Linked DNA regions of Mus musculus: region 2 is linked to region 1. Evidence: chromatin loops called from intact Hi-C (ENCODE). Cell type or tissue: left cerebral cortex. All regions are shown on one strand.

What was found. A loop is a pair of places that touch in the nucleus more often than their neighbours do. Peaks named below come from ENCODE experiments on the same cell type or tissue, not always from the same donor. Only the 100,000 strongest peaks of a DNase experiment are listed, where the experiment ranks them.
Region 2: it touches region 1 in a loop (13-fold over the local background); 4 of 42 quality-filtered maps call a loop at or near these places.

What each region holds. Positions count from the first base shown.
Region 1 is chr8:27,299,758-27,302,257 of GRCm38, reverse strand. No RefSeq gene overlaps it. Among named protein-coding and RNA genes, the nearest start is that of Eif4ebp1, 41 kb to the right of the region's middle. In left cerebral cortex, no CTCF peak of the experiment used is centred here; a DNase peak (open chromatin) is centred at 950.
Region 2 is chr8:28,509,512-28,512,011 of GRCm38, reverse strand. No RefSeq gene overlaps it. Among named protein-coding and RNA genes, the nearest start is that of Gm26795, 83 kb to the left of the region's middle. In left cerebral cortex, no CTCF peak of the experiment used is centred here; a DNase peak (open chromatin) is centred at 979.

The DNA of each region.
Region 1 (2,500 bases):
ACCAAGACTACACATCTCATCACTTTTAGGCTGAAGTGTAAATTGACTCGGGAAGCAAAGGCTGACTGCAGACCTCACCCTCATGAAAAAAGCATCACAGAGCACAGAAATCACATTTTTCTCTAGTTCTCTTCTGTTAACTCCAAACACAGGTTAGGATGCTAAATAGTCTGCCCCCTTCTGGGTAAATGATCCTCAGACCAGATGAGCCAAGAGTTTATGACAAACACAGGAAGGATATGCTCACTACAACAGATTCAAGAATACTTCTTGTGGGACTTCAACATACATGGTCATCAGGGACGCCTCGTTTTTATCCCAAACATTTTTAGACTTTTATCAGCAATGATGTACTTGCCAATTTATTATTCACATGATGTGTTGTAGGGAATGGTTAAAGTCAATGTCATGCCATCAGGATAGACTCCCTGCCCTGTGCTCATATTTTGATCGCCATGGTAACAAATCAAGAGCTGGACTTAGTAAATTGGGAGAAGTGATGTCTAATTCTGTCACAAAACTAATTCTCACAGTTTCCTCTTCCATTGACGCTCACACAAATTTCCACCTCTTTGGCTTCAGGTTACATTACCACCTCCTTATATAATGCTTTTGGTATAGTTCTATTTTGTGATGAATTGCATACGTGTAATGGGAGATAGTCCATAAGTCTCCTGATCACCCTGACCCACAGCACCCGAAGCAGGGTGAGTACCTTGAAGAAGGGTGATACAGTTACTTTGCTATCTAGAAATGAAGGCATTCTTTGCCTTTCTCTGAGTGTCTTCCTGGCCACTTATTGTGTAGTTAGATTTCTATAGTCTCTCCATTGGAGTTCCAGAGATTAACAGCAGTGGGAACGTCTACAACATCAGGGACTGCTGCCTCCAGAGAAAAGAACTGACTCATCCACAGAAAGCACAGATGCAGCCTACATAGCACCCAGCTGCAACTCAGAGCTGCAGAGATGAGTAGAGAGCCTGCTCGAGATGGCTCTTGAGGTCCGCCAAGGAGCTATCTGGAGTGGTAACCAAGAGATAGACAGCTACAGATGGCTATCTCCATGTGTGAGAAGAGCAGGCGAGAACGTGAGCCACACAATAAGGGTTACTGCTGCCTGTCACATGTGTTGCCACTCTAACTTCCCAGAACTGAAAGTTTAAAAGTCAATATGGTAAATACAGACTTGAATATGGTAAATACATCCTTAAAATGTGGCATTTAAATACACTGCTCCACAGTCTGGTCTGGGCTAACTAAATAACTATAAAACAGAGAACACTAGAAATAGACAACACTGTTAAAATCCTGCTGTGCTGTTTGCTGTTTCAATTTCCTACCCTCTTTCCTAAAGGATGTGTCAGAAAGCTGCAGGTGGCTATGGTCGCAGTGAGAGACATGCACACATCATAATGACATGAAGAAACCCATTATTTTTGTAAGAAAGACTGAAGAAAGATAGATAGATAGATAGATAGATAGATAGATAGATAGATAGATAGATAGATAGATAGATAGATAGATAGATGACAGAGAGGCAGGCAGGCAGACAGATAGAATTTTATTTGATACAGGGTTTTTCTGTGCAGCCCTAGCTGTCCTGGAATCTTCTCTGTAGACCAGGCTGGCCTCGAACTCACAGAGACTCATCTCTCTCTGTGTCCTGAGTGCATGTGCCATCAGGCCCAACTCAATATATTTTAGTACAAAGAACTCTTCAGTATTCCTCAAGCCATCATCATGTTTCTTAAACGCATAAATCTACCATCTCTTCAGCCAACTGCAAATCTATCTGTTTTTGTCAGGTCTATAAAGCTGGATACTTGCTTCTCATTTGAACTATAAAATGTCATCTGTGTGGAGACCTCCTCTTAGTACATCAGCTACAGGTCCAAGGCTGGGAACCCAGAAATACTGTATTGTTGACTCTTATCAAAGGAATTCCCATATCCTCCTTTGAGCGCTGTGTCTAGATTTTACCTTTAGTGTAGCTTTTTGAATTACATGTTGACAGGAAAGGAATGAAATTTCCTCTGTTGATCTAGGGTCCAAGAGTACTGTCCTCTGTGGTGACTTCAGGATCAGTTCGATAGCTCTGTATTGCTTTTTCAGATGGGATCCATTCTCCAAATCCATCTAGAACCAGCATGGAGTCAGAAATTATCAGATGTCAGCATCTTTTCCCTTTACAGGAAAAGCTACAATTTTCATCTTGATGACATTATTGAAATGGAAATTCTTGTATCACTCTTCTATTGAAAGCTGATTTGTTTGTTGGGTTGTGGGGGCAGGGCTTGGGTGACAGACTCTTTTTTACCTCAGATTCTAACTCACCTTACACACAGTGTAGGCTATTTCCTAGGGTTAGCTACAACCAACTTAGTAACTGCACTAAAGCAATCTGGGAGAAGTTATCATTGAAGTAACATATCCCCTCTCTGAAAGCAATATACTTTTAGCATATTAATTTTCAGTGTTTGTCCCAAGTAAGCATTTTAAC
Region 2 (2,500 bases), 1.2 Mb before region 1:
TTTCTGAGGCTCACAGAAGGCAAAACATGTAAAATGTTGCACAATGCCCGGTGGAGTATTAGGTAAATACTACCTCATCAGCTGAAAAAAACAAAAACAAACAAACAAACAAAAAACCAAAACTGAATGTGTTCTAATGTTGTCTCCCCAATCAGATTGCACACACCTCTTAATCTTGTGCAACCTGAATTTGAGAGGAATGTAGGCCATATAGGAAAATGTTTTGTAAACTTTAGAGTGCTGCTATCCATAGGTAGGACATGACTGTGAAAATTAATCCTATACCCAACAATACCTGCATTCAAGCTTTCAAATCTCAGAAACAGGTGGTCATTCTATAGTAATTAAGATATAGGAAGGGTTATATATGACCAAAGGACTATATAATCATGTATAGAAAGGTCATAGTGAAACCTAGTGATCTGTACAATTAATATGCATAAATAATAAAGAATAGAAATAAAGAATGCAAATTCTGAAAAATTCAGCTGACATCAGGATGCCAGCTACTCTACACACTAAAAGAAACAGAGCCCGGGGCTGGAAGTGCCTCCTGCCATTACTGTGGCTGTTGCGGCTGCTCTTGGCCATAGTTTACAAAGCTGGAAAAGAACCAGGCAATATTATTTAAAAAAGAAATGTTGTTAGATGAAATGTTTTCGCAAAACAGTAGTGGTTTCTAATAATGGGTATATTTTAAGAAAATCAGGCTCCCCCAAAACATATTTTCTAATCCTGAGCTACAGGGTTTATGTTGATGGCTACTGAGTTTAGAACACCCGAATTTCTGTTAACAAAATGCATACATGGGCTGCTAAACTGGGAAGGAAGGCAGATAACCCTGTGCCCTAAGGGGGCAGAGAATATGCCAACTTGCTCTTTCCAACCCCCATAACAGCTTGGAAAATCACTGAAGTTACCTTGTATTTTTGGAAAGTAGGAATCTTAAAAAAAAAAAAATCCTGGGAAACTATCCAAGTTTTAAAAACATCTTCTCTCTTCATGGCCCTCCTGCTGTGATTTCAACTCTCAGCAAAGAAGGACAATGGATAGTTATTTTTAGATATTTAACACACCATGAGATTGGTAATTAAGCAAGGCAATGTTTTTGAGTATAGTCCGTTTCTATAGACTAAGATTGCAGTGTTTGTATAAGGCCCACTCCACTCCTTCCAAAGCAAAGGCTTGCTCCTTCCTGCAGGCCATGGACAGAGGTCATAGTTATCTGCCTTGTCTAAGGTGCCTTCTGATCATGTACCTAACCTCAAATGATAGAAACGAAGAGAAAAGAAAATCTGAACCAGCTGCATGGTTAAGAGGCGTTAGGAGCATTAGATCGTTGCTTTCCTCTCCTGGAATAAAAAGCAAAAAGATGCAGCAAAGCATGAAAGGCTGAGAAACTAACAGTGGAAAAAAAGGATAACATTTGATAAGTTGTTCTCATATAAAGTGAAAGAAAAATCATAAGAGGTCATTAGTTATCACATTTGGGAACACAATACCAGACAGAGCTTTTAAGCCCTCTTGTTTTAAACAAGCATACATGAGAAAAGATGAGTATTCCATGTGCAGTCAGCAGCAACCTTATTCTTTATTTCCATTCCTTTGGAAGAGAACATCTTCTTTTTCTTTTTCTTTTTCTTTTTTTTTTGCCTTCTTTTTTTTTTAAATTGGGTATTTATTTCTTTTACATTTCCAATGCTATCCCAAAAGTCCCCCATACACTCCCTCCCCTACTCCCCCACCCACCCACTCCCACTTCTAGGCTCTGGCATTCCCCTGTACTGAGGCATATAAAGTTTGTACGACCAATGGGCTTGTCTTTCCACTGATGGCCAACTAGGCCATCTTCTGATTCATATGCAGCTAGAGACACGAGCTCCTGGGAGTACTGGTTAGTTCATATTGTTGTTCCACCTATAGGATTGCAGATCCCTTCAGCTCCTCCATTGGAGCCCTGTGATCCATTCAATAGCTGTGAGCATCCACTTCTGTGTTTGCCAGGCCCCGGCATAGTCTCACAAGAGACAGCCATATCTGGGTCCTTTCAGCAAAATCTTGCTAGTATATGCAATGGTGTCAGTGTTTGGAGGCTGATTATGGGATGTATCCCCGGATATGGCAGTCTCTAGATGGTCCATCCTTTCGTCTCAGCTCCAAACTTTGTCTCTGTAACTCCTTTCAGGGGTGTTTTGTTCCCAATTCTAAGAAGGGGCAAAGTGTCCACACTTTGGTCTTCATTCTTCTTGAGTTTCATGCGTTTAGCAAATTGTATCTTATATCTTGGGTATTCTAAGTTTCTGGGCTAATATCCACTTATCAGTAAGTACATATTGTGAGAGTTCTTTTATGATTGGGTTACCTCACTCAGGATGATGCCCTCCAGGTCCATCCATTTGCCTAGGAATTTCATAAATTCATTCTTTTGAATAGCTGAGTAGTACTCCATTGTGTAAATGTACCACATTTTCTGTATCCATTCCTCTGTTGAGGGGCATCT